Regions from separate parts of the Mus musculus genome. Here region 2 is linked to region 1. The links are chromatin loops, found by intact Hi-C in ENCODE. Cell type or tissue: gastrocnemius. All regions are shown on one strand.

What was found. A loop is a pair of places that touch in the nucleus more often than their neighbours do. Peaks named below come from ENCODE experiments on the same cell type or tissue, not always from the same donor. Only the 100,000 strongest peaks of a DNase experiment are listed, where the experiment ranks them.
Region 2: it touches region 1 in a loop (3-fold over the local background); 2 of 42 quality-filtered maps call a loop at or near these places.

Annotation. Positions count from the first base shown.
Region 1 is chr1:53,360,262-53,368,261 of GRCm38, reverse strand. No RefSeq gene overlaps it. Among named protein-coding and RNA genes, the nearest start is that of Asnsd1, 12 kb to the right of the region's middle. In gastrocnemius, no CTCF peak of the experiment used is centred here; no DNase peak of the experiment used is centred here.
Region 2 is chr1:52,860,010-52,868,009 of GRCm38, reverse strand. Hibch (3-hydroxyisobutyryl-Coenzyme A hydrolase) reads right to left here. Exons shown (of 14, transcript NM_146108.2): 3 at 7,845-7,982; 4 at 5,658-5,742; 5 at 2,381-2,461. Among named protein-coding and RNA genes, the nearest start is that of Hibch, 19 kb to the right of the region's middle. In gastrocnemius, no CTCF peak of the experiment used is centred here; no DNase peak of the experiment used is centred here.

The sequences.
Region 1 (8,000 bases):
CTTTGTAATGAACATTGTCAGGCAGAAAAATGTGGAACTCATGATGACACACTACAGCTTACACAAGTTAATTTTATTCCCTATGACTGGGGAAAGGCTGTAAGGCTGAAGAATGGACAGGAGAGGGGGGAGATAGTGGGATTGGGGTGTGTGAGGTGAAATTCACAGACACACACACACACACACACACAACCAGTTTAAACTTAAATGAAAACAAACAGAAAGCAGAATTCCCAATCCCAAGGCTCAGGGATCTTTATGATGAGAGCTACAAAAATTATAAAAGCCAAAGTATTAGATAACAGCAGGGAAACAACAGGGTTGTTGCAAATGGAAACTCACAGTGACTGTCACAGCAGGTGTGATAGCTGAGCAAGCTCATACCAGGAAGAATCTCATGAACATGGAAGTGCGGACATAGACCAGAAATCCCACCAGAAGGTGAGAGATGTTGGCACCTGACAATTGATTAGACACAGAAAGTCAGCGTTCTGATGGCAAGCCCTGAGAAGTCAATGATACACCAAGGCAGACTTCATGACTAAAATTAGTTAGGTAACAAAAATGGACCTGATGGAGAGATGAGAAAGAACACAAGGAGGAGGAGAAAGTGGGGGATGAGGAGGAGGAGGAAGAGGAGGAGGAAGAGGAGGAGGATCAAAAAAAGAAAGAGAGGAAGAGGATAAAGAAGGAGAGGAGGAGGATGGGGGTTGAAAAGGAGTATGAGACAATTTCTCAGAGAAGAGTGGTGTTCAGTATCTGTGCTGTGTATCCTTTGCCTGTGAGATTGGAACATTCAGTTTTGCAGGGAATGAAACAAGAAGGTAGACAATGCCAAATAGCTTCCGAAAGTCCATGAAACTGAAGAGATTTCCCACATCTCTCTTTTCCAAGATGTAATCAACTGAAGCTGCTCAGAGTCTCTCTCAGACAAGTCAGAAAGTTACAAAGACAACTGAGACCAGACCACCTAACTGCCTAGCAGAGCCAGTAAACAGCCACGCTACCTGGAAGAGGGTTACAGACTGACACCCTTCTACCTGTTGAGTTGCTGTCAGGCTGTGCAGCGTGCTCCAGGCTGCAATCTACGGTGAGCTTGTCAACCATGCTGGGATGGACTATGGTGATGCTTCTGTCTTTGAGTCATTTCTGTTTCTGTGAGTTACCTCCCATCCCATATTCCTGTAAGCAACAGCAATAAAGGTCATTGCATCCCCAAGCTGGACTGGGTAGTATCCATACTATTTTTTGTTGTTGTTGTTGTTTTTGTTTCCTATTCACAGAGAGTAGTTTTAGGTGTTGCATATACCCAGGGAATGTTTTGAAGGGACCCACACACATGAGGAATAGTGAGTGCCCCCTACAGAAACCAGGATTAAGCTGAGACCACAAGACCACACTTAAACAGCCCCTTTTTACAGATGCCATAAGGTGGCAGATTTCTGATTCAGGCAGGGACCAGAGCAAATGACCTAGTAGCTCTGATTTTCATCAGGAAAAGGTGTTTCAATAGGCTAGGATACACTGGTTTGTTGTTACTGGGCATGGTAAATAGGTGAGTCAAAAGGGGGCCTTTGATTATTGAAGTTTAATGCTTTGATAACTGGACCTTGGTAGTACCCTGAGAAAGAAAACCTAGCCAAATAAAGGACTGGACTTTGGTGGCTAGCTTTAAAATGTAATATAAGGGCTTTAACAGGAAGGAAAAATGGGGTAAGGATATAGCCTGCCAGAGCCATGATTGTCATGCTGAGGCTGGCTTTCTAGAACCCCCTCAGGTTTTGCAACACAGCAGGAGGGTAGTTAGGGAGGGATGAGAGGGCATCTGTGGTAGGAGTTGGTTGAAGTGGTGATGAATATGTGTGAAACATGCCATATGAACTTTTTAAATAATTAATCAAATTATCGTTGTTTAAAAAAGAACACAAAGCATCAAATGCTGGCAAGGAGGTGGACAACAGGGCCTTAGCCAATGAGAATGTAAGCTGGTCTGGTGACTGTGCAAGTCAGGATGCAGGTGTCTCAAAACACACTGAAAATATATATTTTATATGACTCAAGACTACTACTCCAAGGTATTCAGACAAAGGGCCCCAATGTACCATAGAGGTAGGTATTCCAAACCACTGCTCACTGCACCATCAAGTATAAAACCCAACTATTGAAACCAGATACCCATCCACAGAGGTGTGGACAAAGAAAATGTGGTGAGCATACAAGATGGGATTAGGAGCACATCATTGTCCAGAAAATGGAAGCAACTGTGGAAGATCACATTCAATGACTCAAGAATGATGTAAATCATTGTACATGCACAGATTTTAAGTAATTCTGTCTATAGAGACAATGGGGACCAAGAGGATGGAAAGGGGGTGACAAAAGGGAGGAGAGTAAAATACAAAAGAAATAAACTCATCTTATATCCATGTACAAAACCTTTTCCAAAAAATTTGGGGGCTGGGGAGATGGATACAATGTCATTGCTCTTTCAGAGGACCTGGGTTTGGCTCCTAATAGCCACATATTAACTAAGAATCAGAGTCTCACTTATTAAGGCTACATTGTAAGGATTGGAGAGACAGCTCATGAGTTAAATGTACTGGGTGCTCATGAAGACAACCTGGGTTCCAGCTCCTGCACCCACATAGTGGCACACAACCATCAGTGACGTCAGTTCAAAGGGATCTAAAGTCCTCTTCTGGCCTCCATATCCACTGCACTCACAAAAACCATGGCCATATATTGAGTCAAAATACCCCTCCACCCACCATCACAGTAAACCGAAAAACAAACAAACATCTACACAGTGAAATCCTCCATCTCAAAAACAAATTTATAAAAGCTGGAACAATAATGACAATGATCGGTCACAGCTTCAGAGGTGGTGGAAGGTGGGAGAATGGACTTGAAAAACGATGTCATGCAGAGCTCATGCAATAAAGCCTCAGGCATAGTTAACTTTACTCAGAGCATCAGACAATTCAGACTCTGAGAGTGAAGAGAAACCCCTTGTGTAAAAGTTCTCATGAATTCAAGGTGTGCAAAATCACGATGACAAGCCATACATGGTAAACCATGTTTTCCATACAGGCATAAATGAATAACTACAGCAAGAAACACTGAGTATTCTGAATTGGAGTGACGGCTCTAGGTTACCCACAGGAGGAGCACAAAACACATTGCAAGCTGCAGCAGAGCAGGGTGTTCTTGGTTTCAGCTGCCTTTTAAAAATTGTCTATTTCCTTAATCCTAAAGCTTTTCCACTGACCCCTTCTTATATTCAGCCCTGAAGCCTGTTAGAGCAGATGCACACATACCACTCCACAGTGAGCCAGGGAGCATCCAGGAATCTCAAAGGCAGCCTGGTCCTTGCCATTCCACGTGGTTTTTGGTTCTTGCTTCATTTTCCTCTTTGGAACTTCAACGTTGTCTGAAGTTATGTTTAAGGAATTGTAGGGCCGGAAAGGAAGCCTCCTGCCTATTAGTTCAGGTTCCTCTCCTGATCCTGCTGGGGAAAAAAGAGAGAGAGAGAGAGAGAGAGAGAGAGAGAGAGAGAGAGAGGAAAGAAAGAAAGAAAGAAAGAAAGAAAGAAAGAAAGAAAGAAAGAAAGAAAGAAAGAAAGAAAGAAAGAAAGAAGGAAAGAAGGAAAGAAAGAGAGAAAGAAAGCGGGCTAAAGTGCTGAAGGACAACCAGGAATTCTAATGGTGACAGTTTTTATCTGCACTCATTACCTGCTTAGAAACTCAACAGGCATATGTGAACAATGCTGGAGCCCAGAACATGTCCTCTTTTTTCTGGGATTCTAACATTGTCCCCCTATCAAGATGGCCTCCTCATCTTCTGACATTCCCATCACCATCATAAGAGGAGTGCATGATTCAAGCCTTTGGTATGTTGAGACACCCAACACTCCAAGGCCTGAGATCTGAGTGGAGAACACCATTTCTCCAAGAGAGGAATTACTATAAATTTCCTTTAGGGTGTCCATAAAACTCACACTATCACAGGCCCTCCTCAGGTCCAGTCATTCATGATGGCTGCCTGTGACAGGACTGCTCTCATGACCCTCTATCTCATGTCTTCTTTCTGCCCTGGCTGAGCCCAGCAGAGCTGACTTCTCAGGGAGTGTGTTTCCCAACAATCTGTACTATGAGGGAAGCTCCCAGTTTCATTACCACTTTTACCTGTTTTGATATGGACTTACCTCACCCCCTTTGTCTTCCTGAATGTCCTGGACTCTGCCAGAGTGTCAACTCCTTCAGCAGATCTTGTCCATCACACAGATGATCCTGGGATCCAGCTCCTATCGACAGCCTTGCACATCTATGCTTATTGAATGGCTACTGAGCAAAGCACAAATCACTCATCTGCACAAAGACAATCTAGAAGCTGGGGGTTACATCTCAGAGACAGCGTTCATTCTAACTCCTTTTGGGTAAGAATGAAGTCAGGTCTGTGAAGGGAACAATGACTTCCATGACGCTACTGGAGGACTGGAGCAGGCACAGTCCAGGAGGTAAGGAACAGCTTGCACAGCACGAACTCAGAGTCCAGCTCACTCAGACATCACACAGTTGGGTAATACCCAGTGGTGATAAAACAGAGCAGTACTCCCATACTCCACACATCTGCCTTCTTGCCATCATATGGCTCCCCTAGAAAAATCTCTGGGGCAGCATAGCACTTGGTCCTACATTTCATATGCAATAAGGTGCCAGGTGTCTGTTTTGTTGCAAGGCCAAAGTCTATTAACTTCATGAGTCCGTCTTCATCCTCCATGATGTTTTGTGGTTTAATGTCTTTATGGATGATGTCAAAATTGTGGCAGTATTTTATGGCCGACACTATCTGCCTGAATATTTTTGTTGCCTCTTCTTTTCGAAGTGGGCCATCATCCATTATCATATCAAATAACGTTCCTCCTGGAGCAAACTCAGTCACAAGATGTACATGTTTTGATGTTAGTAGGACCTGGTAGAGACATATGATATTAGGATGGTGAAGTGTCTTGAATATTGATATTTCAGACAGGATCCTTTTCATTCACTTCTCTGAGATCTCTATAGATTTTATCATCACAAGGACCCTAATTTTTCTGTGGCAGGCGAGATTTATGGTGCCAAATTCACCCTGGCCAATGGAAGAAAGCATCCTATATTGTCTCACAAGGTTCTTATTTTGGAAGTAGCTAGTCATGAGGCTAGGTATTCACTGTGCTCAGGTACACATAGGTTGTTGCAAAATAGAATCCTCAAACTGTTTCAAGATACAACGTCCATATGAAATGAAAATATATTTGGCTTGTTAACGTTCTTTGGTCTAAAAGTAGATTCAATAATCCACACTTTTATTCGTGTGTGTGTGTGTGTGTATACATATACATATATGTATACGTATACATATAATTTTTAGATCCCCGTTTTCTTTTCATGCCACCCTCCCCCCGACTTTTTCACCTGAACATTAGATAGAAGATAGAAAAGGATGGAAGAAAGAAAGAAGAAGAGAGAAAAAAAGAAATCTGAGTCTAACTCCTTTACTTTGATTCCACCCTAATCAAGACCATTACCAACTTTTGCCCAAGCCCCCTTAAAGGATGACAAACATATACCACATTATAAATAACTAAAAACACCCACCTCCTTTTTGTGAATGGGATGTCACTCCCTGGACATCGCTTTCTGCCATTTGGAGGTGTCTTTTTCTTATGGGTACCCAAAGGGAGTTGGGATATTGGCCAGTCTTAAGAAAGCTGGCTGAGACTGATGGGAGAGCTGGGCAGTGAGCAAGATGGCACAGACTCAGGGTACCAAGAGGAAAGTCTGTTACCACTACAATGGGGATGTTGGAAACTACTATTATGGACCAGGGCACCCAATGAAGCTTCACCAAATCCACATGACTCACAATTTGCTGCTCAACTATAGTCGCTACTGAAAATTGGAAATCTATCCTCCTCACAAAGCCAATGCTGAGTAGATGAGCAAGTACCACAGTGATGACTACATTAAATTCTTGTGTTCTATTTGCCTGAATTCAGGAAGCAGATGCAAAGATTCAACATTGGTGAGGACTTTCCAGTATTTGGTAGCTTGTTTGAGTTTCTATCAGATCACCATGGCCTAAGTCTGGTCTTCAATAGCAGCAAAAACTACAGAATGCCCTCATACACATGGAAACTGAATAACTCTTTACTCAATGGTAACTTGGTCAGGGAAGAAATAAAGAAAGAAATTAAAGACTTCGTGGAATCTAATGAAAAAGTTGACACATCATACCAAACTTATGAAAATGTTGACACATCATACCCAAACTTATGGGACACAATGAAAGCAGTGCTAAATGGAAAGTTCATACCACTAAGTGCCCTGGTAAAGAAACTAGAGAAAACTTACACTAACAACTTAACAGCACACCTGAGTGCTCTAGAACAAAAAGAAGCAAACTTACCCAAGAGGAGTAGAAGGCAGGAAACAGTCAACTCAGGGCTGACATCCATCAAATAGAAACAAAGAAAACAATACAAAGAATCAGCAAAACCAAAAGCTGGTTCTTTAAAGAACAACACGATAGATAAACCCCTAGCCAAGCTAACTAAAGGGTCAAGAGGCAGTATCTAAATTAAGAAAATCAGAAACGAAAGGGAAACATAACAACAGAAATGGAGGAAATTCAAAAAAATCATCAGATCCTACTATAAAAGCCTATACTCAACAAAACTGGAAAATCTAGTTGAAATGGACAGCACAGTCCAAACTCACTTGGAAACATGAACACCATAAGGATCGCAAAGGAATATGGAAATTTATAGAACCATGAAGGAGAGCTTAACCTCTTCTTCACAAACACACATAGGAGGAATTAATGTTAATGAGGAGACTGGTGAGTGAATTGGAATTACGTAGGTGTAGAGGGCACGAGGTACTCATGCTTACAGATCACACTAGCAAAACCAGGAACGTTAAACATGCAGGCTTTTCTCTTCAACAGAAGGAATTTATACTTGTTTCTGCTCAGAAATATGGGGATGAATGTAGCTAATAACGTGGTGATCTTTGCTAGCTGTAGGACCAGGCCTCCCAGAATCCTCCAGACTCTTGTGTTTATCTTTTTCCCCTAAAACATTTATCCTGAGCATTGCTTCTCAGTCAATAGAAACCATCCTTGTGGAATAGGTCACAGGTACTTTGCAAAAGACATAAACTCTGCAAAAGAGTCTCAACGTAGTTAGGCCTTAAGCTTTATTGTGATAATTATCACAAGGAAAGTTGTATTTAAATATGTCAAAAATAAACTGCTTAGGATCTGACTCTAGAAGTTTTAACTAGCCCAGTTAATTAATTGTGCTAAAGCAGATTTTCTTCTTGCCTCATGCAGATCACTACTCTGCCAGCCAGGGTGCTTGCAGAGACTTCTCCAAAAGTATGAATGCCAGGCTTCATCAGAGTGAACTTATAGTATATTAAAGAGAGAAAGAGCCAAAATATCCTGAACCTGTAAGAGAAAGGGCAAGTGGGGATGCACAAGGGAAGTATAGGATTAAGTAAAGAGAGTTTAGAATTGACTTTGAGAGCACTGGGAAGCTAATTGATAAACTAAGTAAGGTGCTGAAATGATATGGCCTACATACTTATCCTCATAGTGTTTGGGGTACAAAGATTCCTTAGTGGACTCAAAGAAAAAGTTGTGATAGTCGGGAAAGTACAATGGTCTAAAGTGTTAAATGGAGGCAGAGATGAGAAAAAGTCAAAAGATCTCAGTACATAAGGAAATTCAGAAGAGTTTCATGTTTGATAGACTGTGAGAAGAGACGATGTATTGAGTCAAGGTTCCAGCACTATCTGGATAGGGGCTCTGTTAGCTGTCAATAAAGAAGCCGTTGGGGAGAACACTGTAGTGCAAACATGTGGAGTTTAGTCACACATCACTTTGAATCAGCCCAATTAGATGTCTTAAGTAAAATGGGTATGAATGAAAAACAGAAAGCTAGCCTGAAGTTG
Region 2 (8,000 bases), 500 kb after region 1:
AGAGTAGAATATATGAGTTATTTTAAGTTATGATCTAATCAGAGAAGAGTCTAGCTATATGGCAAGGTATTTGTAACTGTATTTTGAGTCTGAGTCTTATTTCTGGGAGTATGGGACTAAGAGGAAGAACCTGACCTAACTTCTACTGGTGAAGACCGAGACAGAGCTGTATTCTGACCCATCTGGAAATTCCCAAAGTATTCACAGACAAAGCACAGCTCAGACTTCACACAAACAAGGTCTATATGCGAAGTTCTTTAAAAGCTACAAAAGAAATTATTGATTGTGGTAGAGATATAGACACTCACCCCACATCAACATCTACAGACATGCATATTTCATATATAAAACATTAAGCAATAACTAATGCAGGACATTAAGCCAGAGTCTGCTAAATTCCTTGTTGACTATAATGCCACAATGTATAGAATTTTTACCTTTTGATTTTCTCTATATATACCTTTCCTCTACATATACTTTTAATATTTTACCAAATACTATCTTTATATTACCTAAATGTTTTCTATTTCTTTTTATTTCATGAAAATATGAGTACTTATTGGCCACATGGAACCATTTCTATTAAATTATAATTTATCAGTGTTGGATATTGGTTCTAATGCTTTGATTCAATCATGAATCTGCGTGTCCAAACGCTGAAGGTACTTGTCCCTAATTGCTTTTTGATTGATCAATAAAGAATCCAGTGGCCAATGGCTGGGCAGAGAGACGGTGCTGGACCCTTAAGAGTTATGGGGACTAGCACAGCAGAAAGGAGGAGATGAGATCTCCTTAACTGTGTGTAGGGCGGGGAAGACGGGATCAGATTTAGAGCTGCAGAGGGAAGATCATCTAAAATGTAGGTAAGAAGGAATGCAGCCCCTGGAAGGGCTGCTCAGAAGTGTCTTAGGCAGCAAAGATAGATCATAAGGAGGTGAGTCATGAGTACCAGAGGGAAATCTATAATAGCTGGGCAGATAATTAAAACTGCCCAGCCTTGAGCCAGTCTCAGCATATTAAGATTAACTGAGGGGTGTGTGTGTGCGTGTGTGTCTGTGTGTCTTTCATTCACGGAACCAAAGAGTTGCTGGGCAGGTGGCTGGAAACATATCCAGTAAGAAGCATAAAGTGGAGTAGCTAAAACTTCACACAACATATCCACATTTAAAATTTAGTTTCTTGGTTACATTAGCCACATTTCAAAAGTTCAGTGGCTCTTGAAATGGACAACACACATGCAGCTGTACAACTTGTTAATCTTCTAAAAACAATTGAGCATGTATGGTATTATACTATAAATTATAACTCCACAAAGATTCATGCAAAGACTACTATGAAAGCTGCCAGTTCTCCTTGATAGTGTGGAACAAGTTGCTGTCTTTCCAGTCTGCACTTGCACAGCTGCTAACCAGCTATTCTTACTTTCTTTCTCATAGTCACTCATTCTTGTATATTCAGTCCTCTTCTGAACATCTGTCTGTCTGTCTGTCTGCCTGCCTGCCTGCCTACCTGTCATCCCAAGCCTAGGGATTAAACTTGAGGCCTCTGGATTACATATTCCCAGGTTTCTATAGAAATTTTTGTATAATTAGGCAAAACAATTCTTAAGTTAAAAGAGAAAAATCCAAGGGTAGTCAAGACAAAAGATGTGTACAAAAAAAAAAAGTCTCTGGGAAATTTTGGAAACAAAGTTATATAACATATCCATTCCATATTTATTTCTAAGTAAACCAACAATTGGTCTCTAGAGTACAAAATACAAGGGCTCAGCCATCTCTATCAGTAAAAACCAGAAAGTTCCTCTTATGTATAACCGTAGACTAGATAACATGGGAATATTGACAATAACGGACAGTACAGAAGTACAGGAGTCAACACCAATTCTGAACAGTGAACTGTGACCCTAAGCTAGAAAACCACAAAGGAGACCGAACCATAACTTACAACTTGATGCAAAATCAGAATATTGCTACTATGTCTAGACTTATGGATACAAATGTTGTATTAATTTAACTTTTCAAAACATGTTTGGCTAAAGTAAATGTCACTTGACTTGCATAGAAACCTAGAACTCTGACTCTAGAAATTTCCACTCCAGAGTTCCCAGAGAAATAGAAAATGGTACTTTATTTTGTTTAGAAACCTGGGACCCAAGTTTTCTTGTCTTCTGAAAAAGCTAACTAAATGATCAAGAATCCATATTTTCAATTGATTTTAACAAAGACAATATAATTATTCTATAACAAAGAAAATAATTTTATCAGTATGATCAGTAGGAATGTTTCCATAAAGAGTGCCTATTGGTTGCATTTTAACAGACTACAGTGCCGTTCCATCTCTGGATTCCATGTTCAAAGCTCAGAGCAGATCACACACATACCAATTGCATTGTTCAAGATGTATTCTTCTCTGAATAAATCTTGAGTTAAATTCTGTCTTGCTTTTTTAGCTTCTGAGAGTGCTAAGGAAGGAGGAAAAGAGAAGAAAATGAAGGCAAGAGCAACTACAAATCATAAAGACGGCTTCTGGTCAATACAGTCTCAGATATCATTAAGTGCTGAAAGCAGGGGAACTGTCAGATGGCTTTAATGTTTGAAGTTACCCATGTTGGTGACACATTACCCTTTGGCAGAGACCCATGATCCAATGTCAAATTTTCAAAGAAAAATTCTTTTGTAAGTACATCACACACACACACACACACACACACACACACAATCTGATCTTTCACCCACAGTTTCTGGCTCCTTAAGTCCCTTTTCAAAGTAGGTCACAAACACTAGAACCTCTCTGCTCAAAGCAGGTCACAGTCTCTGTTCTTTCCCTCCCACTACTTAGAGCTGGTTATAGAGACATTCTGACCTGTATCACAAGACCCTCATTTGAAGAGTCCTCTTCCAGACTTCAGAGGAAAAAAATGAGCAGAGGAAGCAGTGTCCCACTTGGTTACTTGCATTAGCTTAGACCTATTCACCAATCACATTTCTGCATGTCATTCTAAGTTAAACTCATGCTTACATAATGAAGTCTTCAGAAAATCCAAAGGCTCCAGAATAATTACAGATAATTTATCAAGAGAATATATCCTGAACAATGCCATTGGTTTATGTTTGTGCTTTGCTCTGAGCTCTGAAATTCGAGATTTAATAGATCCCCATGAGGAAGTTTCACACAGCCAAGAGAGCATGGAAGTTTCACAGCCACTTCCCTGTACCTGATCCAATGTTTGTGTCATTTAAGAGGACAGTACATGTAAGTATCACTCCAAATTCTGTGGCCACTGTGGCATACTAACTGACCCAGGCACCAAAATCCACAGATGCCCAAGTTTCTTGGAGGGGATGGTATCATACTATGCACTGTGAGTCTCCTTTAGGTGATCTATAACACCTAGCGTAAACTGTTGCCACATGGCATCTAGAGGAGAAAGAGAAGACAAAAAGGTTGTACCTATTTGGTACAAAATTTTTCCCAAATATTTCCCATCTATAGTAAGTTGAATCCATAAGGCAGAATGTCAGACACCAAGGGCCAACTAGAGTCTCCTAAGAAAGATCTGTTGAGACTGCTATTATGATGCAAATGAGGGATAGTTCCTGAAGGGGAAAACCCTTATCTGTTGCCCTTTGCTGAGCTAAAGGCTTCCCTACCAACTCTCAGACTCTAACTTCACCCCCAAACTTCCTCAGGGTTCCTTCTAATTTTATTTTAAGCTAATTTTATATAAATCACCTAGTTACATATAAATTAAAATTAAATTACATTCACCTTTAAAGTATCTACTTATTGTAGAATTTTCTAGAAATCACATGCATTGTTTTGTACATATACGCTAGAACAATTATGGAACTTCTACTGTGTCTAAAGAAGACTATAAAGTCAGTTGTGGGTGGTATTTATGTTAGAAATGTCCCCAGTAGGCTCAGCTATCTGAACACTTGGCCATGGGTTGTGGTGCTGTTTGGAGAGGGCCTGAGAGTTATAATCACTGGGACAGCCTCACCCCACTTAAAGATGGAGATAACCCCAGCTCTCTCAGTGCCCTGCTCTGGCTGCCTACTACCATTCCTCCCTGTCTCAGACTCTCCCCCAGAACCATAGGCTAAAATAAGCCCTTCCTCCTGTAAGTTGTTTTGGTAACAGCGTTTCATCACAGAACAGTGACTCAAACTAGAACAACTCATTTTCAAAAACTGCTCACAACTCAAAGCAGCTAACCTCAATCAAAGCATTTGGTGTTCCAATAAGGAGCCTGACAAGATTGTAGCCCTACTCTAAAGAAAAGGCCCCCTGGGGGAAATGAACAATAATTTTACAATATTCATGGTACACTCATTAAGAGATTGAGCACAGGCATGTATGAGACTCAGGTTTGACTCTTAGTGTACATGCAGTTGTACATATGTATACACACACACCACAAACACAAGTATAACACACACAGGCACAGGCATTTGGTGCACACACACATAGGCAAAGGCATACAGGTACGCACACAGACAAACATGTGCCACACATACAGGTACATAGTCACACATTCACACAAAGTCTCTCTCACACACACAGTATCTCATGCACACACATACAGGTACACAGGAACATGCACACACACAGTCTCACACACATACAGTTATAGATATACACGTGCACACACACACATTTTATATCACATGTGTATGCAGTCACAGGTATTCCAGCATTCATATACACAGTCATAAGTACACAGGCACACACACATACACACAGTCACACACATGCACACACAGGCACAGATGTATGTATAATGCATACACACCTAAAGAATTCATGTTGTAGGCAAAACCACAATTCGGTTAACACATCGCTTTAAGCAATTAAGTTTTCCATCATGAAGCAATTTTAACTTGCAGTTACTTTAATCTGAGTGATCATGTGACTCCGATCCTGACGCTACATGGGTTTCCTTCCTACTCATAATGCAGTGGTTTACATAAACTTGTAAATTTGGTGAACAAAGGTTGTCTTTTAATAATCAAGCAAATTCATACATAATTTTAAAATTACATAAAATTAGAACAAAAACGAAGAAAATCCCCTAGCCGTAGCAACTCCGTAAGAAGGAACATACTGCAAAAATTCCTTTCAGCGGGACAACCACAGTGACAGCAGTGAGTTCATAAACTCTCTCTCGAGAACAAATACTTATCATTTTAGTTAAATACGTAAACTGAATTGAGCAATAATTAAAAAAAAGCAAATCTTCATTTATGTGTGTTTAATCATATTATAGTATTAACACAATAGACTCTAACTCTAACTCTGTTCACGCAAGATTCCTGCTCTGAATTGTGAGAGGTAGGAAAGTAACAGAGTCTGCACACAGCGGGTTTGGAAAACAGTAAGTCCTTCACATGGCGGTGATGTTGGTGATACTAGGGGCGGGACACATGTCACAAGAGAAGAACAAAATATCTAAACTTCAGCACTGGACATTTGTAATAAAATAAAATCCCCATTCGAATGGTAACAAATTCTCCATATTTTAAACTTTAACTTGTAAAAAATTGTTAACATACAACAAACAATTCTAAAAAGCAAACTAAACAAAAACTATCTCAAGCACTTCCATATGTATTAGTTGTAGTGAGGTAAGAGTTTACAGTGGGCAGGCGTTTTACCTTTGATGTCCCCTCCAGCACAGAAGGCCTTTCCTCCGGCTCCCTTTATGATGATCAGGAATGTGTCAGGGTCTTGTTCCCATGTCTACCCAAACATAAGAGACGATAATGGCTTTTGAGAGCATAGTAAATATAAGCTCACTTAAAATACATTCATATACATCTGTGTGCACATATGTGACCTTCATAAAACACTCGCAGAGGAATGGGTCCCACCAATTTCATTTCATTTCATTTCATTTTCTAAGTACAGACTGGAATATATCCCAGAAATTTCTATCAGAGCTTTTTTTTAATATTTTTTATTACATATTTTCCTCAATTACATTTCCAATGCTATCCCAAAAGTCCCCCATACCCTCCCCCCCACTTCCCTACCCACCCATTCCCATTTTTTTGGCCCTGGCGTTCCCCTGTACTGGGGCATATACAGTTTGCGTGTCCAATGGGCCTCTCTTTCCAGTGATGGCTGACTAGGCCATCTTTTGATACATATGCAGCTAGAGTCAAGAGCTCCAGGGTACTGGTTAGTTCATAATGTTGTTCCACCTATAGGGTTGCAGATCCCTTTAGCTCCTTGGGTACTTTCTCTAGCTCTTCCATTGGGAGCCCTGTGATCCATCCAAGAGCTGACTGTGAGCATCCACTTCTGTGTTTGCTAGGCCCCGGCATAGTCTCACAAGAGACAGCTACATCTGGGTCCTTTCGATAAAGTCTTGCTAGTGTATGCAATGGTGTCAGCGTTTGGAAGCTGATTATGGGGTGGATCCCTGGATATGGCAGTCTCTAGATGGTCCATCCTTTCGTCTCAGCTCCAAACTTTGTCAGAGTTTTAAGAAAAGATAAATAAATAAGTGCCTAATGGCACTGTGTCATATACATTTATGAGTCTAGAGAACAAATCAACCCAAAGAATGCTGGTATGTTGTGCACCAATAGTCTTTCTCCCATGCAAGACAGGACTCTGTTATACCAAAAAAAGTTCTTACACAGACAAGTTCTTACAAAGTTTTTTAAATTTGAGGGTGATGGGAGTTTCATGAGGTCAAGTAATAAAGTCAGCACAATAAGAGTGTGGGGTGCAGATCAGTGGCAGAGAGATAGACCATCATTCTCATTTCTCCCAGCTGAGGAATGCTGGGGTACAGAGATTATCATGCCCAGCCTACAGAGTTAATATGCAGAAATCCAAGTTTTTAATACATGCCTGACTTTTAGCCCTATACTTTTCTAATGTCCCAAGCATTTCACTTTAAAAGCCTACCTAAGGATTTAAGGATGGCTAAGAAATATAAAGGACGAGGGGCTAGGAGGAATAAGGGGTGCCAAGCAGCAAAGAAAGAGGGAGTTGGCCAAGCAATGTAAGACGGCTGAGTCCTGGGGCATGGAAGTACAAACGCCAGTCCCAGCAAGGAGGAGGCACAGGCAAGAAGATTTTGAGTCCAGCCTGGGCTGCCTAGCTAGACTCTGTTTAAAAAAAAAATGGAAAGACAAAGTTGTCTTCAATCCAAAAGGCTGTCATGAAGAAGCAGATCAGACTCATGATGTATGAGGTCTCAAACCTAGGTATGTTAGGTCTCAAACCTAGGACAAATGGCTAACTGAGGTGCCTCTTTAAATTATGAATGAGGACATAGCTGCCAGGTTCTCCCAGCATCCTTCAGTCCTGTTACAGGGTGTGGCTGGCATACTCTGTCCTCTAACCTAAATTTCTCTAGGCTAGGTAGGCCCTGGACTGTCCTTCCTCCAGCTGACCTTTCCCATTTAATGCAGCCATTTTAGTTACCCTGCCCATTTTTGTCTCCCCTTTACTCTGTTAGTCTCCTGGATTCTCCCAAATATCCTGCCTCTGGCTCTGATAGCCCATTTATCTACAGTAAACCTTCTTGTACACCATACCTAGGGACAGTCATGTCCTTCCTTTTTCTTTCTTCTTTTCATTCAGTACACTGATCTCTAGGAACTCTGTCTAAAAGATCAGTGAGATGAAGATGTGGCAGAACACAAAGAGAAACATGTAAGAGCTAAGTGAAGGAAAAGGTGTCTCCTAAGACAGTAAGTGGAATAGATTCCACGGGAAAGCATCATTGGTGCTGATGTAGCAGGGTCCTACAGTGAAATACCAGGAATGTTCTCCTACAATGGACTTCAGAAGGCTTGACCTGATGCATTCAGACTATTGCAGACCTTTAGCTGTGGATAGATCTGCCGGATCATATTCAGACTCAGTGCGTTGAGGAACTTGGGTCTGTTGAGCGTTATGACGCCTCCACAGCCTCTCCTCTCCAGCAGCACTTCTGCAGCTTCTGTGTGCATGGACATTCTCTAAGTGAACAAGGAATA